2 separate regions of the Mus musculus genome follow, and region 2 is linked to region 1. The links are chromatin loops, found by intact Hi-C in ENCODE. Cell type or tissue: gastrocnemius. All regions are shown on one strand. Links, peaks and the distances in the headings refer to the core of each region. The heading gives the core; the rest is flanking DNA.

Region 1 (16,416 bases), core at 5,080-13,079:
GGACTCTCGGGCTTGTCCTGAGCCTTGGTGCTGCTCTCATCCTTGTCCTTATCTTTGGGGGATTCCAGGGAGCTGCTGGGGAGCACTGGGCTAACCTCCAGGGAGCTGCTGGGGAGCATTGGGCTAACCCTACTGTCTAGGGCCAGGGTGGTGGGCCTCTGCACGGGACTGGGACTCCCAGGTGGGTCTCCCACAACCTGTGCCTGCTTTGAACTAGAGGGGGCTGTGGTCTCAGTCCATGCCTCAAGTCCATCTTCTCTGGGTCCCTTTGTGCCCTCAGGGAAGCTTTCCCCTATTTCCAGGCTTGCCCTTCTGGAAGGTTCTCGGTGGGTGCTGCTCTCCTCCCTGCAGGATTGGATGTGTTTATTCTGTCGTTCAACATGCTCCAACCCTCGTTGCCGCCGTGACTCTCGCTTCTCTCGGCTACTGGAGACTTTCTCATGACTTTCAGCTGGCACTGTCTTTTGGGCTGCGGTCTCCATCTCTGGGCTGGGTGTCTCCTTCTTAGGTGACATGCCGTCTGGGGACTTGTTCATCCAGGTTTCAGCCTCCACACCCAGGCTCTCAGGGTCTTCCACAGGGTGCTCAGATAGCTGCTCCCCAGCGGCCACGGGGCCAGGCTCACCCTCTGACAGCTTTCCTCCTGCTGCCTCCCTGGCTTGCTCTGCCTTCTGCTTCTCTGACACCATCTGGCTGAAGCTAGTGGGAAGAAAGACACGACATTACATCAGATGTGAACACCTGTGTGACTTCTGGACTGCAAATGGCTGTCCAAGACCCGCAGAGACCCAGCTGATATCGACCTGGGTAGTGGTGGTCTCCCAACTTGCAAGGCTAGGTGCTCAGGATGGATCACAGGAGAGGAGAGGAACTCTGAGTTGGTCACAGCCATCCTTCCACCAGGCCTAAATCAACCACCTTCCCCCTCTTGTGCCTACAGATGTCTGTTTGTGGCCAGGCCCTCCCCACTTCCATACACCCTAATTAAGGTCCTAGGTTCTACTGGCTGGGTACTAGTGATCTTGGGCAGTTTTTTGGTGAGTGACCCTCTGGGCTTCTAGAATGCTCCAGGATGGGAAGGAAGCCTTGCTCCCCTCACCTCCTGCGCTGCAGGTGGCCACGGCAGAGGCTCTGCAGGCGGATGATGCTATGCCTCTGGTGGTGGTAGGCCTGTCTCTGCAGGTAGCCCCTCCAGGCAGCCTGCAGGTACACAGCTGCCTGCGTCCTTTCCAGTGCACGGCGCACACGGTAAGACCGCCAGCAGGCCTGGATGGTCAAGGCAGCATGCTTCATCTGTACAAAGTGCTTGCGTTCCAGCACCATACGGAACCAACTCTGCAGCTGCAGGATTCTACGCAGGACCTCACCATGCAGCTTCTCCTGCAGGGTCTGACGCTCTGTCTCCTTCAGGAAGACCTGTGGGCAGGGACAGGGGAGAGGTAGTGTGACTGTGGAATCTCACAGACCTCTGTGCAGGAGGGGCCATGAAGCCACCCCCTCCTGTAGTCAGGTGCTACAGCTGTGACTTCAGTGACCTGATATTATGTTGCTTTTGCCAATTAGGTTCTTGTGTAGCACAGGCTGGCTACAAACTCACTATGTAGCCAAGGCTGGCCTTGTACTCCTCTTTCTGACTGCTCAGGTGTGCTCATCAGCAAGAATAGGGATTGTTTAATATATGGAAGTAGAATCCATGTAAAATAGCATTTACCATGTGTGCACAGGCCAGAGGCCCACACCAGGCGGCTTCCATACCTTATGCTTTAAGACAGGGTCTCGCACTGATGCTGAAGCACACTGAGTCGGCTCCTGCCTTGGCTCCACCATCACTGGGATTTCAGGCATGTGCCACCCACCCAGTTTTTTAAAGTGGGATCTGGGGAATCCAAACCTAGGTCCTTATACTTGCATGAATGAATTATACAAGTACTTACTGAGCCATCTCGCCAGCCCTTTCTTTTTGTTGTTTGAGACAGGTCTTGCTATATAACCCAGGTTGGTTGACAGGCATGTGCCACTCCTGACACTTCATATAAGAGAGACCTCAAAGCCAATGGCCTTCCACAGATGGCTTCTATCACTCATGACTCCTCACTCATGCTGTAGTATGTCAGTTTTATTCCTTTTTATGGATAGACCATACTCTGCTTACCTAGTCTAATGGGCATTCCAGCTGTGTTCACTTTCAGATGGTTTTGTACAAGCGTTTTTGGGAACATCTGTTCTCAGTTCTCTTGGGCACACACCCAAGAGTGGAACTCCTGGGTTCCCATGTGACTCACTCTGGGACTGGAATTGTCAGGGAACTAACTACAACTGTGCAGCTAAGTGATGCTTAATGACAGCCACTAACACACTCTCTGAGAGACACAAGGAAGGAACTGGCTTCATGCTGACCTGAGGTCTGGACATGGCTCATCCCTTAACATTCTTGCTCTGGCAACTTGGGTCAATGTAGTGACACTGAGCTAAGGAACCTTCAAGAGGTGGGGCCCAGTGGAAGATGTTGTCTCCATTGGTGCCTCTCAAGGAAGAGATTAAATGTGGTTTTCATGGGACCTGCCGGTTCCTGTAGACTGAGTGGGTGTGAAGGAGCTGGCCTGTCTTGTCATGTGATCCTCCCTCATGTCTCCATCTTCTGATGTCAACTGGAGCCAGGGAGGAAGTGATGCCCTGCCTCCAACTCCCAAAATAGGGAGTGAAAGAGCCCAGTGTGCTACGTACTCAGTCTTGGGTCTCCCATTCTAGTGTCAGAGACAGAGCTTCACTGCAGAGCCCTGGACCCTGTGGAGCACGGTGTGGGGTGCTGATGGAAGTGAGGTCCTACCTGGGTGCAAGTGGGGCGGGAATGGCAGCCAAGAGCATGATGGTGCTTACCTTCGTCTTTCCAATCTGGTAGTTCTGCCTGTCCACCTGCAGCTTCTCCAGCAGGGCAGCAATGGCCTCCCTACAGGGCTGGACATCCTTGGGCAGCAACACCTGGAACTGCTCCGTGAAGTCCTAGCATGTGGCAGGAAAGGACAGTGTAAGCCCTTTGGTAGCTGTAGTCATTCCATGAGTAGGGCCAACCAGGTTCCCTCTCTTGTGTGCAGTGCTAAGGAACATGAGGGTGGAACCTGGGCCTCAGGAATGGTCAGCCCCCCCCCCCCCCCGCGCGCATATGTGAGTACAGTGCTCTTGGAGGTTGGGGGAGGGTGTCAGATCTGGAGCTGATGTGACAGGCAGTCATGAACCATATGTAGGTGTGTGGATCCCAGATCAGCTCCCCTGCAAGCCCAAACTCTGCTCATCACTGCAGAACATCTCCCCATCTCTCTTTTTCTGTGGCTGCTATTCTACTATTCAGTGAAGTTTACATATCAGACAGGCATGTAACATGAGGGCACAAGGCATGACAGGCCAGCACTGTGAAGGATATGTGTGGTCTGAATGAGAACACAGATCCAGCTGGTTCAAGGCTTAGGAGGGGTTTCCTGGGGGTGGGCTCAGGAGCCCCTTGGTGTGCTCCCTGCCTTCCTGATGACACACCTCACTCTACCACTACAGAGCAATGCCTCTGACTCTAAGACCAACTCAAAACCCTTTCCGTTATGGTGGCTTATCGTGGTGTTTATCACAGTCACAGGAAAGTAACTGTGACAGAACTCTAGTTGGTCTCAAGCCAGTGCAGACAAAAGAGTATTTTGGCCGGATGTGGTGGCGCACGACTTTAATCCCAGCACTCGGGAGGCAGAGGCAGGTGGATTTCTGAGTTCGAGGCCAGCCTGGTCTACAAAGTGAGTTCTAGAATAGCCAGAGCAACACAGAGAAACCCTGTCTCGAAAAACCAAAAAAAAAAAAAAAAAAAAAAAAAAAAGAGTATTTTGTTACTCTTTTCCCCATATTGCTATGTGTATCACAGTTTTGTGTCTGGATGCACAGCCATGTGCACAACACAGAGGGAGGCCCAAGGCTGTTGCAGGGAGTCATCCTCCTTGGCTTTTTTACCTTATTCTTTGAGGCAGGGTCACTCAAACCCCGAGCTGGTCTCAATAGCAGGGTTGCTATGGGGATCCTTGACTTGGCTTTCTGAGGCTGGACTTGCAGGTAAGCTGGGGGTTTATGAGGGGTCAGGACTCTCTACTTGAGCACTTACCTACTAAGGCATTTCCCAGCCTGAGTGAGGCATTTTAGTGGTGGCAGTGGCACTGCATGGCCGACTGTGGCTAGGACAACACTTCCTACCCCATGTTCATCCATTGACCCACAGCCCCAGCCACTACATGTTTTTGTTTTGTCTTGAAAGCCTCATTCTGTCTCTCAGGCTGGCCTGGAACTCACAGTAAGCAAGCTTCCTGCCTGCCTTTCTTGAGGGCTGAGACAAGAGCTGCCATGTCCAATGGATATGTGCCTTTTAAGTAAATGAAGGCAGAGCAAGGGTCCTGCCTGTTCCTGGGCACCACTGACCATAACACTGTTAGAATCGCTCTCACTGGGGTCAGGGAGATGGAAGGCTCAGTAGCTAAGGTGCTGATGGCCAAGACTGACAACGTGATTTCAAGAGCCAGGACCCATATGGTGGGAGGACAGAGCCAACTCCTGCAAAGTTGTCCTCTGATTGCCCCAAATGTGCTCTGACCCGTGTGTGTATGCATACACATATACAAAATAGATTTGAACAAATAAACCCAAAACATGTCAAAACATCAGGCTAGAAGATGCTCAGTCAAAGGCACCTGTGACTTTGAGGATTGGTGTCAGCTCATTAATCTTCAGGTTTGGTTGTGGAAGCCAGGACTGCTGAGGAGATCTGCACTGCAGGGCAGAGGGAGCAGGTGTGGGTGGCCTACCTGGAAGGTGTACTTGGCGCTGTAGCCAGAGCGTCGGATGCGCACAGTCTCTAGCATGCCTGTGTAGCGCAGTTGCTGCAGCACCAGTTCATCATCAAAGCAAAGTTCCTTCTGCAAAGGAACAGAATGCTCAGAGGCTCTGTAGGGTCACCAAGTGGGCCATCTCCTCCAACCCTAACTCAGCACCTGGCCACCTCTGGTGGCTAAAGCTTCTTCTACCTCAATCTTTCTTTTCTTTTCTTTTGTTTTTTGAGGCAGGATCTCATGTAGCATAGGCTACTCTATATTCTTTCTATAGCCAAGGATGATCTTCAACTTCAGATCCTCAGTGCTGGAATGGCAAGTATGTACCATGGTGCTGTGGATGGCCCCTGGGGCTTCTTGTGGGATAGAGGTTCTCGCCACTGGGTGCTAGTCTCAGTTCCTGCCCCCAGCCTGGGGCCAAGGTCTGACCCCTTCATATTCCATGGGACCCACAGGGTCCTGCACTCATTGACCTGTACTTACCTTCTCGGCATTGGAGCGGATGCAGCGGATGAAGAAGGGCTCGGCCTTGCCCAGTGCCTCCAACAGCTTGTTAAGAGATGTCTGGAGGAAGAGGGAATACACATGGAATTGCTGACCCGGTGCGCGGCCCAGTGGGGAGGACTAGGACACCACTGCTGCATGGAGCCGACCAAAGGTCTTGCAACTCCATCTGTAGGGGGCCCCATGGCTGACCAAAGACTCTTTTGGGGTGGGGGCTACACAGCTGCCACTTTGCAGGGGTGAAGCAATAGTCAAGACCTCAGTGCATCAGCCTTGGAGGGGAATATGGAGGTAGCTGCTGTCTCCCCTTCCTTTCTTTTTCTATTTCTGCAGGGCTGGGGCTGAATACATGCCAAGCAAGCACTTTACCCTAAGTTATATCTTCAGCCTCCACAGATCAGTGGGAGAGCCTGAGCTCCATCCCCAGCATCGTAAGAAAAAAGATATAGCTCACACTTGAGAGACTAAGGTAAGAGCATTATTGACTATCTGAGACCAACGTGGAGGACCTGAGACCCTATTTCAACAAACAACAAAAATGTTTCCGAGTTTCCTGGAAGTTGGGGGACAAGGAGGGGAAAGAAAAAAGATAATTATGGCCTCAGAACATGGCTCAACAGCCCTGGTGACTGACTTGCTAACTAATGATTTCCTTCTTATCTTGGTGGTTTTCAGACAGGGATGATGTTGTACCTAGGGCACATAATTAATGTCACATACCTGTAAACACATTTTGGGGCCTGGAATAGCACTGACTAGGAGGGGCCCTGCTGAGCTGCAACACCCACCTGGAACTGTGCACTGATGCTAGGTGGCTTCTTCTTTTTGTGCAGGTGCAGCAGTGACTTGGTAGTTCGGTCATGCAGTGTCATGCTGATGATGAGCCTCAGGGACTTCGAGTCCAGCAGGTTCTAGGACAGACACACAGGGTTGGGCCTGCTCCCCACAACCTACAGGGGCCGCTGGCTCCTGGGGAGAGCATGGCCTGGATACAGGCCACTGCCTGCCATTCCTGCTCCTCCACACCCCTCACCTTCAGGACAGGGACCAGGGTTCAAGTCCATCAGATCTCACATGCCAGCTTGAGCTGGTGACAGACAGGACCCACCACATCTCCCATGGCAGTAGGTCAGGATAGGGGCCTGTCTAGATGAAGGTCTGTTATACCACAAGCCACCAGCTCCCAGGACATATGGATTCCATGCCTTTGTACCCCAAACTGAAACCAACATGCTTTCAAGTCAATGGTGATTTTCCTGCCCAGGGTGGCCTCAAGCTCCTCATCTCCATCTCCGTCTCCCACATGCTTCCAGGCACATGCATAGTGGTTGCTACACTTGCATTCGACTTTTCATTTATGGGACAGTTTTGCTCTGTAGCCTTGCCTGCAACTAACAAGTCCCCTGCCTCATACCTTCCTAAAGGAATAACAAACATCTATCACTTGCATACCCAACCTTTTACTTTAAAAATAAAACTTTATTAAAAAAAAAAACGGTATTGTATATGTGCATGTGCAGAGGCAGAGAACCACTTGCAGGAGTTGGCTCCCTTTTTCCACCATGTGGGTCCTGGGGATCGAACTCAAGTGGTCAGGCTTGGCAGCAAGCACCTTTTCTCTCTGAGACATCTCATCAGCCCTTATATGATAAGTCTTTTGGGCACACACATACGGACTTACAAGGATTAGTGATATTGTATCAGATTACTTGAAGGTTATGAGTCTAAGGTGAACACATTCCATACATAAATTGCATCCCATCCCAAACACCTCACTGTACATATTTAAATGTCTCAGAATGCTTAAAAACTGTCAAGAATCTCAGCTGCTTCTGGTCTACAGAATTTTGGACCAGAGTTATGCTATTTTACATTTGTTTTACAAACAAACAAACAAGCAAAATAAATAAATAAAACCAACAAAACCTCCATACTGCACCTGTTTGCTCTTGATGACCATAGCTATTAGGCTTGTCTCCAGGTTCCTGGACAAGTGAGTGCCCTATACCCTGTCACAGACTCTCATGTCTCATCCTTATTTAACACAGCACAGTGGCATGCACAGTGAAGTCACTGTGTAGGGCCTCTAAGTCCCCCAGAGAAGGTTCGGAGCCTGTGCAGGATGTGCCTGGGCTCTGTAGACAGAGGGTGCCTGCATACCCCATTGCCCAAAGGTCCTGGGAGCTTCCCACTGTGAACACTGAGGGGAGATAGTGTCTAAAACTAGACCGAGAGTCTGCAGGGCACTCCTGCCTGCCCAGTCCTGCACAGGCAGCACTCGACTCGTGCTGGGTGGCTTGTGGGAAGCACCAGTTCTGGGGTGGGGAGGACCCTTCAGGGGTCAAGTTGGAGCACTAGCAGGGCAGACTTGAGATGAGAGGAGCCTGGCTCCTTCCCCCACTTGCTTTGCAGCTTCCTGAGAGTGTCTCAGCTGCTCCTGGGCAAAGGAGCCCATGAAGGTCCAACTCTGATGAAACCCCAAATGACTACAAGGTCACACACAGTAAGGAAAGGGGTCCGATTTCAGTGCTGGGAACCCAGGGCTGATAAAGGCTAAGCAGGGGTTGCATCCCCCCACCCCGACTGGGGGACTCCTAGACAGAGGATCTATCCCTGAGCCACATACCTCCAGCCCCTCACTAGGAGATACAAGGTAGGCGCTCCACCCCTGACCCACGCCCCCAGTCCACTCACTGGAGGATTCTAGGCAAGGGCTCCCCACCTGAGCCACAAGTTTTGTATTAGAGGGAGAGTTAGCTGGAGAAGGAAAGAGGTCCCAGAAGCTCAGTGATTCTCTCCCTCCTCCCTGTCTCAGAGTGACTTGAGAAAGGTCAAGCCATGTGTGATGGCGCCATCTGCAGGTGCAGGTTTACCTTGGGAATGATCTGCTTTTGTTTGATACCTTTACTCTTCCTGTCAAAATATTAAAAATGGTGTGAATGTGAGGGTAACAGGGCTGGGGGTCTTGTTAGTTCAGCAAGCCACGCCTTGTGGGTTAGATTCAGAGAAAGAGAGAGAGAGAGGACAAATGCAGCAAGACCGCCACTGACTCCCTAGCCTCCCGAGAGCCTTCCACACTGAGGGTTCTGCTCCATCTGAGGATGCAGAATGTGCTCGAGGCTCCAGGTATATGCAGCAGTGAGAAAGTGAACCAGCAGCCAAGCACACAGCACCTGAGGTGCCCTGATGCACTGAGCGACTGACCCTACTCTGCTATGTCAGCTTTCCACTGGTGCAGCAGAGACCTACAAAGAACAAGGCCTACTGGCTCCTCATGTAATCGTCTTCAGGGCATTTATTATTAGTATGCTATGCTGAGGATGGAACCCAAGGCCTTCCATGTACTGAGAAGATGGCCTGCCTCAGAGACACACCCAGCTCTGGGGTTTCTGATGCTGGAAAGGAAAACCGAGGCTAGACCCCTGTTCCAGGGCTCTGGTGGTCTCACAGTGGAATTCTTTTAAGAGACAGGGACTCATGTATACCAGGCTGGCCTGTATGTGCTATGTAGCTGAGGGTAAGTGAACTCCTGATCCTCCAGCCTCCAGCATCCCAGTGCCAGGATGACAGGCATGCAATACCTCCTTCCCACCCCACCCAAATCCTCCTGCCTTCGCCTTGTTCAGGCTGGGTGTGCTTGGGCAAGTGCCACGGTATCTGGGTATGGTGTGGAAAGCTAGAGCACACAAGAACCCTGCTCACCATGCATGTGGCCAGGAGCTTTCAGGCCTTAGGGCTGTGAATGCTAAACCTCTGCTGTCTCCAAGCCACACCCCAGCCCTTAACTGCATCTCAATGTGGGTTAAAAGAAAGCAACAGAGAAACATGCAAAAATCACGTTTGGATACGGTGGCAAGTACCTGCAGCCCCAGCTGCTCCTAGAGCTGAGGCAGGAGGATTCTCCGAAGATTTCTTTTTAAAGTATGTATAAATATGTGCACACACACGAGTGCAGTGCCCATGGAGGCTAGAGGAGGGGATCCTCAAGCTGGAATATCAGGAAGTTAGTCAACACTGTTGCTAGGAACAGAGGAGCAAGTGTTCTCACGTGCTGAGAGATCATCCACCTGGAAGCGGATCTTTGAGCCAGAGAGTTGGAGGCCAGCATGGACAACATGGTGAGACCTTGGCTCCAGGGTTGGGTTGGGGGAAGGACCAAAAAGTCAGGCTCCTTGGGCACAAGTGCTATTCTCAACCAGACTGTGGCTGGTAACTGTGGGTGCCCTGACAGGTCACCTCAGTGGTGCTACATCAGCATAAGGGGTCTTGAGACTTATCATCCCCTTTCAGAGAACTATGACAGGGATGGAGTGGGGCACCTGCCTACGATTGGTCCCAGCTTTACATGCTCCTTGCTTCCATGGGCTTCACAACAAGGTCAGAGCAGGCAAAGGCCAGGCAATGGAGGCTTGTGCTCTGCAAGCTGGCCAGGGAGGAAAGGACTTGGTCAGCACAAGAGCAGGAATCTCTTCAGAGGAGCACTGCTCAGCTCAGGGAGCTGGCAGGGACATTAGGGCAGGTCAGCAGCAGCTGGCTGAGGGCTGAACTGTGAGGCAGTGCTAGGGGTGGGATGAGGGAGCGTTAGTGGCCAATCATGTGAAGGAGGAGCAGCCAGTGGTGGCTGCTGCACTGGCAGGAGCTGGGGGACTCACAGGAAGGAGGTGCGGGGCTTCTGGAACAGACTGAGGGACTGGAGAAGCCTCCTCGGGTCCTCGCCCTGCCATGGCAGTCCTTTGAGGCTCTTGATGATTTGGTTATGCAAATCGCTGGGGGACAGAAGGGGACCCAGTGACAGAGAGAAGAACAGTTAGAACGTATCCCGCCACCTGGGGCTCTAGTGCCCATCAGGGTGTCCTAAGGCCACAGTAGACAAAACATGCATTTGAGGAAGGGGAGTGTGGGTGACCACTATGTCCTTCCTGAGGGAGAGGACTGGGTCAGGAACATCTACTGTCCCTAAGCTCAGGGGACCATGGGCTTATGACAGGACCCTGGCTGGCCTAGATCTTGATATAAGAACAGGCTGGCCTTGAACTTACAGAATTAACATCTGCCTTTTCATTCATTCATATATATATATATACATATATATATACATATTATTTTTAAAGAATTTTATGTGTGTGTGCACATGTGTGTATATGAGTGTGTGTGCATGATCATATACATGGGTGGTTGCATGTGCACAGGGGCTAAGTTATACTAGAGGCCAGAGAGGATGCTGTGTGCCTCAGACCTGGAGTGACTAGCATTTGTGAGTAGCCCATGTGGGTGCTAGGATCTAGACTCTAGTCCAACAGCGAATGCTCCCAACTGCGGGCCATCTTTCAAGTGTCATGGTCTTCTATTTTTAAGTGGCTTTAATTTATATCTTGGGAGACACGTCACAAACTCTGGAAGTCAGAGGACAGCTCCAAGCAGCCAGTTTTCCTTCTATCATGTGGGGACTTGGAGAGCAAATGCAAGGGCATCAGGTGTGGCAGCGAGCACCTTTCTCCTGAGCTGTTCGGCTAGCTGGGATCTTGTATGATCTTTGTAATTTGTGTGAAATTGGCTGGGTCTGCAGAGCATGGCTCAGACTTGACTCCCTGGAAGCCCATAGAGTCCCTCATTGTCTGGTACTTCTCAGCTGGTGACCAGGCTTCCTCTTTCTAGCCCCAAGGGACCAATCTGTGTCCAGACATGGGGACATTTGACTGTTCTTTCTAGGGTTTGGTACTTTTTGGCACGAAAAATTTATTTTAACTACGTGCATAAGCATGTAGATATGTATGGGATTGTGAACACGAGTGCGGTGACCATGAAGACTGAAAGAGAGGGTCAGAACACTTGGCAATGGAACTACAGATAATTGTGAGCTGGCCCACGAGAACACTGGCAGGTGGGTCCTCTGCAACAATACCGAGCCACTTCTGTGCCCACACGTTTGCCAGCACGGTGCCCAAGGCCCACACATCCTGGGCAGCTGCTCTGCTACTGAGCTTCGCCCTGATTCTCACTTGCTCTTCAGTATTTACCTATATGTTTGTGCGCATGTGTCTGAGGGTGCGTGTGTATGTGCATGTGTGTGGGCACATGCATGTGTGTAGATGCATGTAAGTGTGTCTGAGGGTGCGTGTGTATGTGTTTGTGTCTATGTGTGCATGTGACAGTGCATGTGTGTGGGCACATGCATGTGTGTGGATGCAGGTATGTGTGTGTGAGGGTGCATGTGTGGAGGTCAGAGAACAACTTGCAAGAATAGGTTCCCCTCACCATGTGAATTCTTAGATTCAAATGAGGTGGGTTAGCCTTGTGGCAAGCACCTTTACCCATTGGGCCATCTTGCCAGCCTCATTCCCATTATTTTAAAAGCATGTTTAGGCTCTGATAGTTGGCCTGAAGGTGGCCCTGTGTGCAGCCCCATACTGTGATACATGCACCATGCCTCGTGCCCTGATGGATGCCATACTTACCTCTGTCCCCTCGCCCTCCAGGGAGGCACAAGAGCAAAAAACGACATGGGTGACACTGGGTTAATGGGTCCCTTTACTTGCTGCACAGCCTTCCTGTCTAGAAAGCTCAGAGCAGGGGCTCCTACCAGCCCCACATATGCCCTGACATGGCCAAATGTGGCAGTGTGTCCCCAGGAAGGATGCTGCTCTGAGCTCCCAGATGGTGGCCCTGGCCTGTGCCTCCCTGGTCTTGGTGCGAAGGCTGCTACTTACTTCCTGCTCTCATAGAAAGCCATGATGTCCTCAAAAGCGTTAACATCCAGCTCCTCAGAGCGCTCAAAGGAGAAGTCTAGCCCTGTGCAGCTGCAAGGGAGAAGCTCAGTGAAGCCAGCAGACACACAGCACTGACACAGCTTGGCCAGGTATGGGCCACTCACATGGAGAGACACTGTGTGGTTTGAGGCCTCTCCTTTACATGGGTCCTCCAGGCTCCTAACTCCTGATTTGGTTTAGGACCCTGCTCAGCAGCCCAGATGGACTCAGTCACAACCCTTCTGCTTTAGGCTATTATTGCATAGCTAGGAGACAGATGTGTACAACCAGGCCTGCCTTGACAGTTTCCATATCCAAGGGACCTGCCTTGCTCCAAGGCTGCTGGGACATGGCTTTCCTGACTTGGAACTTCCTCTCTGGCAACTGTCGAGCATGGCTGATCTGCCACATGCCAAGTGATATTCAGGAAAGTGAACCCAGAGGCTCATTTGTTTGAGGCAAGCGCCACAACACAGATGCACACTCCCAACTTTTTACTGTCTGCAGGGTCTCCCTCTGCAGCCCAGGTCAGCCTTGGTCTTTCAAATCTTCTGTCTCAGTCCCACAATCAGCTACAATCATAGGCTGGCACTCCTGGCTCAGCTCATAAACACTTTTATACCCTCCTGGTACCAAGAGGAGGGCCTAGGTCACTGCCTAGGCTCACTAAGTGCCTCTTCAATGACTGTGATGGAAAAACTTAGCAGAAGCTACTCAGCTGTCAAGAGAATGACAAGAGAAGAAGGATCCCTGCTCTTCTCAGGCCTGGAGGCAGAGTCCAGTAGGCTCATAGTGACGCCTCCCTCTTTTCCTCGGTGTGTTACTCTGCAGCCTCAAAGGTCCCTTACCCTCCTCAAGCCAGGGGACTGAAAACATCCTCTTGTTGGAGACATCTCCACATTAAGCTCAAAATGCCTGGGACTCCTGATGACAAAAAAGAAAAGCCTGCCAGGGGTACCATGTTTCAAAATGCGAGGTGATGGCCTCTTGTGAGCCCCAGTATGAGTGAGTACTGAGAGGTCACAAGACCTGTTTCTTTGGCGCAAGCAACTCGTGATGTCATTTCTGCAATTATTCTTAATACTTAATATTTCCTTTATCTATTTGCTATTCCTTTCCTTCCTTCCTTAATTAAACCAGTATTTAGTGACCTGAAAAAATCTAAGAGAAGCCTGCTTAATATCTAAAAATTATATGTTGCTAATATTAAAGAGGCCATTCATAAATTCAAAAAAATATTACAATCACTCGCTCTGAATAAAAATAAAAATAACCTAAAGCTAGAAGCAAAAATAAATAATTCTGCAGCTGTTCCCCCAGTCTTAATCTCAATTCTATATAATTAAGTATTTTTATTATAAAATTAAAAATTAAAAATAAAATAATTAATTAAAAATAAAATAATATATAAATATTTCCCAAAAAATTAGCAATGGGTTCCTTAAATTTAAAAACAATGGTAGCAGCCCCCTAAAAATTCTCTATATAAATTAAATAAAACTATTTTTATAAACAAGCAAGTAGGGCCCAAAAATTATAAAAACTGCAGGGTCAGCAATGTAACCTTATGTTTGCCCTTTTATATAACCATAAATACTAACTTTATAACCACAATATTGCTGCCCCAACCTCACTAAAAACTAATAATCAAAAAATAATGCTTGCTATAAAATTTTTATATAGAAAATTATGTAATTTCTTTTTTCTGTTCTAAATCTATTTTACTCTATATCACAAAAGATGTTAGCACACACAAAAAAAGTGTTTACCCACCCCCCCTATAAATTTTATAACCCAATTTTCTTATATAATTTCATATAAAAGTAGGGCTAAATCAAATCTATATAAGCACCTTAACTCCCAAATTACAAAAGCTCACATGTCAATAAGTCAATTCACCAGCTTGTCAGCAGCATTATATCTCAATTGTGTTCTTATTTGCCTACCAGGTATCCCTAATTCTTTTTTTTTTTTTGGTTTTTCGAGACAGGGTTTCTCTGTAGCCCTGCTGTCCTGGAACTCACTCTGTAGACCAGGCTGGCCTTAAACTCAGAAATCCACCTGCCTTTGCCTCCAAAGTGCTGGGATTAAAGGCGTGCGCCACCACTGCCTAGCGCCTCTCTACTTCTTGGCCTTTGTATGGCAAGCAGCCTCCTGCCTCAGGGATTAAAGGGGTGCGCCCTGCTGGCCTTGAACTCAGAAATCCGCCTGCTAAGGGATTAAAGGCGTGCGCCACCATGCCCAGCTGGTATCCCTAATTCTTAACAACCCCCAACTCCTGTCAAGGCTAAACCCCCGGCATCCTCTGTGCTCACTATTCCTCCCCAGTGCAGATGCCATCCCGGGACCCGCCTTTTGGGGTACAGAAAGGCCCAAGCAAGGGCTTTTCTGTTCTGGGTCTTTTGAGTCCATTCAGCCACTTGAGGGCTTACTTGGCCATAAGGACCCTGGTTGACAGTATAAGACTCCACAACAGTATAAACAATGACACCTCACAGGGTTGGGGGTGGAACAAACTGAAGTCTCGCTCACCGGTACAGTTTTTCTGAAGGGGTACTGGCTCCTCTTGGTAGCTCTTCCATGTGACTTCGAGTGGCAGGGCTACTTATACCTGCTGGGGACAGAGTGAGCATACACTGTTTGGCAAGGTCTCCCACAACACCAAGCCTGTTACTTCTGTGGAATAAGCAGTCAATTCTTTTCTTCTTTTGAGAAAACTGGAACTGAACTCAAGACCTTTTACATGCTATGCATGCACTCTATGCCAATCAAGCCCCAGCCCCTCATTGGGGGACTCTACCCCTATGCCTTGCCCTTGAGCCTCCACTGGGGGAATCCTAGGCAGTGTCTCCACCCGAGTCATGCCTCCAGTTCTTCACTGGGGAATTTTGGGCAGGGGCACTACTTGCTGAGCTGCACCTCAGCCCTCTTTAGTCTTGGAAACAGATTCTCACTAACTTTTCAATCTGGCCCCAAAGTCATGATTGTGCTGACTCTGCCTCCCAAGCAGCTTTAGAATGAGCTGCAACTGTCTGTCAACCATGTTGTTTGTTTCCAGGGTTGGCACCAGGGAGGGCAGCTCTTTCAGTCCCTACCTGCTGCCTTCTCCGCTCTCTCTGCACGCAGGCGCCCAGCCTCCCGCAGCACAGCCATGGCCCTGATGGCTGCTCGTAGTACAGCCCAGCGGAACACAGCTACCGGGTCCATGCCAATGAGCTGGCGCACATAGGAGCTGTCACTGCCCCTTAGCAGTGCCACGATGTCAGGCCGCATGTAGTCCATGTTCTTCTCCCGGAAGTCCTGGTGAGGTGGAAGTAGTTGGTCACCCCTCAGAGCTCATAGATGCCCCAGGAGTAAAGGGCTGACAGGGTTGTGCCCAGATGGGTCTCAGTAACACTCTGTAGTCCTGGCTCGTATTCAGGTTTGGGATGATTGCAAGCACCCCAGAACATGTTGTTCCAACTGAGTAACAGCAAAAGGTCAGAGAATAGTGTGGGCACTATAATAGTGTGGGAACTGGGCAGAGCCTACCTTGATCTGGTATTTCACTCTGCCCGCGAAGTGCTGGATGATGAAGGCGGGCTCCAGGACTGGTGTGCCCAGGAAGTACTTATTGTCCTCATGCTGCTGCTTGAACTTGGCCAGCAAAGTGTGGCTTGTGGCATGTGGGAAGCTGTGGATAGGAGTGGACACACAGACACACTCAGCTAAGAGCCCCTGCCCCCTCACACACACACTCTCACATACTTCTGGCATGTGTGGAGGTCAGACAGCCTGCAAGAGTTGGTTTTCTCCATCTACCACGTGGACCCTGGGAATTGAACTCAGATCTTCAGGCTTCCTGGCAGTCACTGTTAACTGCCTGAGCTACTGAGCTGGCCAACTGTAAGCTTCTCATCCATGTGGCAAATGTGGGACTACAGGGTTAACAAAGTGTTGGGCCTCCTTGCCCCTTGTTTACCCTGATAGGCTGTCTTTGCTTTCCCCTACACTGTTGACCAGATTTGCTGGCTTCTCTCAATCTTTTTTTTTTTTTAAAGATTCATTTATTTATTATATGTAAGTACACTGTAGCTGTCTTCAGACAATCCAGAAGTGGGTGCCAGATCTTGTTACGGATGGTTGTGAGCCACCATGTGGTTGCTGGGATTTGAACTCAGGACCTTCAGAAGAGTAGTCAGTGCTCTTAACCACTGAGCCATCTCTCCAGCCCCCAGCTTCTATCACTCTTTCATGCAGCATCTCAGATTCCACACTGGAACCTCTAGCTTTAGATCCATGTGTACCTGGACAAGTGCCCTGGAGCTATGGCA
Region 2 (8,000 bases), core at 1-8,000, 67 kb before region 1:
TGGGAAAAACATCTGGGGCTGGAGAGATGGCTCAGAAGTTAAGAGGACTGACTCTTGACCTCTTCCAGAGGTCCTGAGTTCAATTCCCAGCAACTACATGGTGACTCACAACCATCTGTAATGGGATCTGATGCCTGCTTCTGGTACATGGAGATAGAGCATTGTATATACATAATAAATAAATTAAAAACAAAACCAAACCAAAAAAAAAAAATCACCTGAAGCTGAAAGAGCCAGTTCAATAATAATATGCAAGTATCAGGGGACCCATGCTTGGGTGATAACCAGAGTAGTACAGGGTTATTAGTGATCACCTATCTGCCCAGCAGTGAATTATGGCTTGAAATAACGTTGTGTGGTAACTGGGGACTACAGAAGGTAAAGAAATACAGCTGCCAGATTAATGCACTACTTACACTATATTAAATGATTCATCTTTCAAAAGACAGTGCAGGGACACTAGTGACATGTGAGTGTGCACTCTCCCACCACAGTCGGTGTGCAAGGACACTAGCGACATGTGAGTGTGCACTCTTCCACTACAGTCAGTGTGCAGGGACACTTAGCGACATGTGAGTGTGCACTCTCCCACCACAGTCGGTGTGCAAGGACACTAGCGACATGTGAGTGTGCACTCTTCCACTACAGTCAGTGTGCAAGGACACTAGCGACATGTGAGTGTGCACTCTCCCACCACAGTCGGTGTGCAAGGACACTAGCGACATGTGAGTGTGCACTCTCCCACCACTTCCCCACAGTCAGTTTGGAACTCTTCAGTGCTGTTTGATCTAAGATGCGCTCCTAGGAGCACAGTGGGGATCCCAGGCTGTCTGGAGTATGGATAGCCATGGGGAAAAGGACTGTCACCACTAACATAAATGTCAATTCCCATTCTGAGGTGCCCAGGCTGGCCTCCAACTAGCAATCCTCCTGCCTCAGCTTCCCAAAGGCAGGGATGATGAACCATCACTACCAGTGCACCTGGATTATCTCTCTTGAGCTCTTCCTTGCATCAGAAGATGAGACATGGAGACAAAGTAGCATTCCAGAGTACCATCTTGGCTTTGTTGTTGTTTTTTGGTTTGTTTTGGGGGACATGGTTTCTCTGTATATCCCCTGGCTGCACTGGAACTCATTTCTATAAACCAGGCTGTCCTTGAACTCACAGAGCTCTGTCTGCTATTGCCTCCTGAATGCTGGGATTAAAGGTGGTGCTCCAGAATAGCTTCTGCTCCTTGGCTTGTTTTCCTCCCGTGATGGGGAGCTCACTACTCTTCCAGAAGCACCATGTATCCCAATGTTCACTCAGCTTGATTAAGAAATACTGTCACATATTTAAAAACACACACATACACGCACACACACGCGCGCACGCACACACACATACACACATACACACACACACACACACACACACACACACACACACACACACACACACACACAAGAAAACACACTGTCCTCTGAAGCTAGAGCTGGGAACAGTTAGGAACCAGCCAGATGCTCAGACACCTTGATGGCTCAGGATTCATGTCACATCCTCAGCATTCAGCCTCGAGCCTGAATGTCCTGAGGCCTCAGCTCTCTCTCCCCCTCAGCCAGGAAGACCAGCAGAGCACGCTGTAGCAGGTGCACCCCCAAACGCCGACGCCGAGAGGGTGGCCAATGGGCAACCACTCCATAGTAGTGCCCTTGTTTCTGGTTGGTCAGTGTCTGGAGACCTGGTCAAAAGAGGTGAGGTAACAGGAGTGACCTCCGCCCCACCCAATCCAACAGCACATTTGGTACTTGGTAACTGTACATGTGAATGAGTTCATGAGTGGACAGCGAGGGAGAGAGCAAAGGGATTCATAGCTCGGATACCTTTCATGTGACCTCTACAAGCCAGACCCCTACCTAGGGCATCCAACAGACAGGCTTCCCGAGTGTACGCTTCCATGGCCACCACATGCTGGAAGCAGTGCAGAGAGATGATGCCCCGGCCACTAGCCCAGATGTCTAAGATCCGGCGAACCTTGGGACAGACCTGGGGGATAGTAGAGGATCAGCTGGGATCCTAAGCTATCTTCCTCCCAGGCCTGAAGGGTGGCTGATGCACCCCAACCCTGTCTCTCATGCCCCACCTGTTTCCTTGGCTGGTCATGGTAGCCAAAGGCTTCCCAGAGGTGGGCATCTGGTCGGGCTCGGGTTCCCTTGCCCACATAGAAGATGGCTCTCACGAAACATTGCAGACACTCAGCCAGTGTGAGGGAAGAGGCTCGGGCCGGCAGGTCCTTCGTCAGCCTGGGGTACAGAGTAGCCCATGTGGGACCCACATGACAGAAGAGAACAGACTTCCACGAGCTGTCCTCTGACCTCTACATGAGCACCACAGTGTGTGAGCACATGCACACAGTCACATGCACAGAACATACAGTGTGAAAAGGAGGGGTGATGATGGCAGACAGGGAGAATGGCCACTGTACCCACTTCCAGGACACCATAAAATGGGTACTCACAGCTAGAACTGACCCCAGACACCAGGCTGGCCTCGAACTCAGAAATCTGCCTGCCTCTGCCTCCCAAGTGCTGGGATTAAAGGCATGCGCCACCACTGCCCGGCCCCAGACACCATTTCTAAAGGAGGTGGCAAACAGAGAAGACTAATCCCTTCCCTAGGTACACACAGTGAATCAAGAGCAAATTCCTACTGTTTGTTGGGGGTTTTTTGTTTTGTTGTTTTGAGTTTGATGTTACAACCCTGACCTGAGATCACAGTCTGATCTTATAAACCATGAGATGGAGGCAGAAACTATCAGCAAGGGGTAGCCCTTCCCCTACCCAACCAGAAAGGAACTTGCAGAGCGGAGTTTTGCTCTGCACAGTCATCCTCTAATTTCAGCCCCTGGCTTTTCTGTCACCATACCTGGGGTCGAGAAGTAGATACGTAAAACTAGACTTTGTAATGCCTTCCCGCCACTTCTTCAAGGGATCCAGCCGCTGAAAGCACTGAGCCAGGGCTTCCTCATCCACCTGGCAGTCAGGGATGGTGCCTGTCCTTAGTGCCTCCGCCAGTTCTTGGCTATGCCCTACATCAGCTGGGGAGGGGAAACGGATTCAGGGTGGAGGACAAAAGCTGGTGAGGGTGGTTTATCTAACAGCCAAGGCAGGATTCCTGGAGTGTAGCCAGACTCTGAATACCACCACCTAAGGACTCACCACGGCTAGCCTGGGCTTCCTGCAGCCGCCGTAGATAGTGTCCTCTGGTGAAAGGTGTGACGGGTCCAGGGCTATAGCCCAGCGCCCGCAGGGCCTGGAGGAGCTGCAGATCCGACATGGGGGGCACCGAACTGTGGGGGTGCAAAGCCCCCAGATCCCCATCACCAGGCAGTACGGGTTTGTCCGTGTCCCTTGCAGTCAATGTCAGGACCTGCGGCTGGCAGTTGGGTGCTCCCTTCCCAGCTGACACAGCCCCACGGGTTACCCACAAGCCAGCCACTAGCTCCAATGCCCCCCCAGGGCGCCCGGGCTGCAGAGAGTCCTCCACTGCAGTGACAAACGAAGCATCGCTGCTGTAGTCTGAGTTCTCGGTGGCCTCAGAGCTCTGGGGATGCACAGCCACCTCTACAGCCTCCACCTCCAGCTCAGCTCTATGCACGTGCAACTCCGAATCTTGAGAAACTCCAGAAGACTCTGCTAAGGCAGGTCCTTGGCATGTTTCAGTTTCAAAGCTACCCTGGGCTACATGAAACGTCTCTGCATATAGATGTATAAATGTATGGATAAATAAGTAATCAGATATAACACAGATATAAACAGGTATGATATAGACATGATAAATGATATAGGTGCGAGATGACTGACAGGTAGGTAATTGGCATGATAGTTATGTGACCGATAAGATAGACCATGGATAGTGATTGACACGATAGATGTACAAACAGAACTGGGCCGGGCAGTGTGGTAGCCCGGTACACCCCCTCAGTTCCTCTCACCTGTGGGTTCTCGGGTCTCATCAGGCTGGGTGGGCGTGTCCAGCTCCTGCAGCACTCGTGCGCAGTTGTGGTGTCGCTGCTGTAGTGCCCAGTCCAAGGGCCTGAGCCCATCCTGTGCAGTCACCGTCAGCAGGGGGCGTCCTTAACCCACCCTCCTGCCACCCATGTGTGCCTGCGCGGGGTACTGACCTGGTCCCGCAGTGTGGGGTCACCTCCTCGGCTCAGCAGCAACTCCAGAGCACCACAACAGCCCCACGCGGCAGCCACATGCACAGGCGTCAGCCCCTCCGCGGACCTGGGATCCCCAAAGACAGAGGAGAGGTGTGCGGCGTTGGTTCCTTTCCTAGGCAGTCTCGCATAGCCCAGGCTAGCCATGAACTCCTGCTCCTCCTGCCTCAGTTCCCCGTGCTGGGATGACCGGTGCCCACTACCATGTGAGACTCTAATTCACGGTCATCCTCTTGCCTCAGTCTCCCAGAGTGCCAGATGACAGTTATGGGACACCTTGTACCCGACCTTGGAAGCAGACATTTCCATCTTAGACCTGACTGACGCCTCGGACCCGGAGCCTGACGTCCAGTGCCGCTGTCCCAAGTCACGCCTACCGCACCCAGGGACCCGGGCCGCGCCTCACCGAGCATTGGGATCCGCTCCCCAGCGCAGCAGCATCCGAAGGCAATGCAGGGCGCGCGGGTGGCTCGCTCTGGCTGCCAGGTGCACCGCCGCAGCGCCATCGTCCAACACCAGGTTGGGGTCCGCTCCGAGGCGCAGCAGCTCCTCCACAGCCCTGCAGGAGGACGAGCACAGTAGACCTCAGACCTCCTGACCACCCGGGGAGCAGAAGGTCGGGTAGCACCCGGACCCGGCCGCCCTCACCGCGCCTCCTCCTCGCGTAGTGCTGCTAGCAGCCTCAGAGCCAAGCATGCAGTATCGGCCATGTCCCATAGGAGTCACCGCCCTCTGCAGTTCAAATTCGCGCGGCAACTGTCTACGCACGCGCAGCCACGCCCACCTCTGCTTCTGGCCCCGCCCCACGCCGATCGGGATTGACTAGCTGCACCCTACGTCCGGAGCAAGCCAGAGGGACTCCAGGGTTTGGTGCGTACATCTGGGATGCCAGGAGAATTACAGCAAATTCCAGGGGAGCTGGGGATAAAGAGCGGGGCCTCTCTTTGTCTTTAACAAAACAAACTCCTGGATACCCCTGACGGACCTCAAGGTATTCAAAAACTTACAGTCATTCTCCTGTCTCAGCCAACCGAGTGCTGGGATCAGACTCCCGAGGAACAGCATGGCACAGCTGAGTTGGCTGTAGCTCTGTGGAGTAGAGCTTTGAGAGGACCAGCGAGACGGCACAGCTGGTCAAGATGCTTGCTGCCAAGTCTAGTGACCTGGGTTCGATACCCAGAACCCACACATTGGAAAGAAGGAACAGGCGGACTTCGACACGTGTGCCTGGGCCGGGAGCCTGCACAAGCACACGCACGTGTGCACATACACATTAATTAATTAAAAAATATAAAGAGCTTCATTTTCCTTATTTGCAAATGGGAGTACAGGGCTCAACACTAAGTGCCCAATAAATGCAAAGGCCAGAAAATCAAGCTGACCTACTTTTTAAATTAACTAAAGTGTGTGGGTGTTTTGCTTGCATGACCAGAAATGGGGCATCGAATCCCCGGAAAGTGGACTTGTGAGACCCCGTGTGGGAGCTGAACCCGGGTGTTCCGCAAGAACAGCTTGTGCTCTAAATGGCTGAGTCATCATAGGCTCCTGGCCTATTTTTTATGCACCGTTTGATCCAGTGCTTCCCAATGCGGGCCCTGCTAACCTAGAACTGGCCTCCTCATGTCTCAGCCGCCTGTATCAAGGTGAGCCCAACTCCCACCCACTGCCATTTTGTTTTCTATAAATGGAGAAGGTGGACAGGTTGAACCTCTGGTCTGACCTGGGGCTGGGGGGTTCCTGGGTTTCCCTTCCTCTTCTAGGGCGCACACCCTATGTCCCCATCCTTGCCTAGGACATCAGGGTTCCAAACCCTAGGCAGTGATTGCTCATGGCGAGACCACATGGCTACACAAGTTCAATCAGATCAGGATACTGAGATTGGGGGTGACAGGTGTCATCAGAACCCACTTCCCACTTGGAGCTGGGACTTTTGTGTATCTAGGAGGTCCCAAATATGACAGCCATACCAGTTCCACTTTCAATAGATCTTCCCTGTTTCTGGAGGACTTTCTGGATAAAAGAACATCTGGAGTGGGTTCTGTAGGATGAAGAGGAGTTTGGAAAGCGCAGTGAACACCAGCCTGTGGGTTACTCGGATACAGCTGAGCCTGAAGCCATACACCACTGCTTTGTTTAGTGCCTGTTTTCTGTGACATTAATAACAGGTCTCAGTGAGCCCAAAGTGACACCAAGGGTGGGCTCAGGGACCTCAGATTTTTATTCCGGTGACAAAAATAGTCCCAGGAAGAATGAATTTACAGTGGACAGAGTGGGATTGAGCATGGGCCAATAATAGTGTGCCTGCGCTCTCCTCATAGGAGGGTGCGGAGATGTCACATGTCATAGTTCACACAGTGGCTTCCTCTTCTCCAGCCTCCTCGTCCTCCTCCAGCAGGCTGTAGCTCGCGTGGGTCTGGCAGGGTCTTTGCAGCGGGTGGGCCAGCAACTTGGCCATGCAATTGTGCAGCTCCAGGGCAGGACCAGCAAGTGCTACCTCATACTTGTAGCTGGCGCCCTTGGTGTCCAGGCTACCCATGAAGGCAAACATGTCCTGTGGAGGCAGTGCGGACTGGTTAGGGTGATCATCAGTGTGGGAGGCACTGCGGGCTGTTCAGGATGATCATTAGTCCTTACAGGCCCTCCCTGTCCCTGGAGGCCTTCCCAGAGGAAGTGACATCTAGAGTGGCCACAAACTATTGCAGTCAGCAACAGTTCCCAGCATTCTATAAGCGCAGTGTGTGGCTTGGAGGCAGCTCAGTGGACACAAAACTACCTCAGAAAGCTCAATGCAGCAGGGCACATTTAAGCCAGAGGCACTCCCAATGCAGGATGGAAGGATCCTGAAGCCAGAGACCAACCAGGGCAGCTGGGGTACAACCAGAGACCCTGCTTCAAGCCAGAGCCAGAAGGGAGGCCAAGGGCAGCTCCCCACAGGAGGACTCTTCTCTGGGTTGGTGTTTCTGTAACCCAGGCTAGCCTCTTGTGTATCAGTTTCCCCTGAGACTGAAACAGTCCATCCTGGAGGAAAGCCCCTGAAGCAGGAAGGTAAACAGCTCCAAACAGCTTCCCAAGTCCCTAAAACTGAGCAGATGCACTAGGCTCCTCCCTGTGCAAACACTGTGAGACCAAACCAGATGGGACACCCTCATATCACAATCCCAGCCTCCGCCTTTCAGGTGTTTCCCTCAAGGTGAAGGGCTAGAGTCAGTGTGTGCACCTGCCTGGGCTTAGTAGGTGTGGAGGTCAGAGTACAGTCTTTGGGAGTCAGTCCCCTCCTCCCATCATGCCAGTCCTGGTTTTAAACTCAGGTCCTCAGCTTGTCTGCAAGTGCCTTTATCTGACCCATGCCTCAGTCATGTAAACTCGACTTCACAGACTTTCGATCCCTCCTACTCAAGATCACACAGCAAGTTCATAGGTGAAGAGACAACTTGGGAGGGGTTGAGAGGGGAGGATACAGCTGGGGAATGTCAGGAATAGGGCGGAGTGCTAGGGATGGTGTGGCGGGGCTGAGCCTGCTCCCTGGGCTGCCAGAGCAGCGGCCTCCCAAGTCCCAATCACCAGCTCAAAGTGGAAATGTAGGGAATGGTTAATGACTGAAGGACTGGATCAATGGCAGGGAGAGGCAGGCCCAAGTCAGATGTCCCGAGATGTCCCCTCCATTCTCTGTGGTGACATCTCACCTTCCAGCTCATATCCTCTTCCTTCTCCTCAGTGCCATTGTGGATATAAACGATGTCGAAGAAGAAGTAGGGACACTGGAACATCTTCTGCAGTGAATGAGAGGTAGGTGGGTGA

The links. Peaks named below come from ENCODE experiments on the same cell type or tissue, not always from the same donor. Only the 100,000 strongest peaks of a DNase experiment are listed, where the experiment ranks them.
Region 2: it touches region 1 in a loop (6-fold over the local background); 7 of 42 quality-filtered maps call a loop at or near these places.

The regions. Positions count from the first base shown.
Region 1 is chr8:71,332,614-71,349,029 of GRCm38, reverse strand. It overlaps Myo9b (myosin IXb), which reads right to left. Exons shown (of 40, transcript NM_001142322.1): 12 at 15,635-15,776; 13 at 15,199-15,403; 14 at 14,636-14,714; 15 at 10,010-10,123; 16 at 8,231-8,270; 17 at 6,146-6,268; 18 at 5,337-5,417; 19 at 4,830-4,940; 20 at 2,878-3,000; 21 at 1,100-1,416; 22 at 1-699. Among named protein-coding and RNA genes, the nearest start is that of Use1, 26 kb to the left of the region's middle. In gastrocnemius, for the core only: a CTCF peak has its summit at 8,219 (motif pointing left); a DNase peak (open chromatin) is centred at 8,188.
Region 2 is chr8:71,402,948-71,410,947 of GRCm38, reverse strand. Babam1 (BRISC and BRCA1 A complex member 1) reads right to left here. Exons shown (of 9, transcript NM_026636.2): 8 at 7,886-7,972; 9 at 6,176-6,753. The coding sequence ends at 6,550. It overlaps Ankle1 (ankyrin repeat and LEM domain containing 1), which reads right to left and starts at 4,936. Exons shown (of 9, transcript NM_172756.3): 1 at 4,851-4,936; 2 at 4,609-4,761; 3 at 4,164-4,269; 4 at 3,975-4,086; 5 at 3,199-3,735; 6 at 2,906-3,077; 7 at 2,124-2,283; 8 at 1,897-2,026; 9 at 406-1,721. The coding sequence starts at 4,912. The coding sequence ends at 1,549. Gm39193 (a long non-coding RNA gene) reads left to right here and starts at 4,937. Exons shown (of 2, transcript XR_870504.2): 1 at 4,937-5,072; 2 at 5,229-5,600. In gastrocnemius, for the core only: CTCF peaks have their summits at 4,107 (motif pointing right) and 4,915 (motif pointing left); DNase peaks (open chromatin) are centred at 4,099 and 4,965; H3K4me3 peaks cover 1,438 bases; H3K27ac peaks cover 459 bases.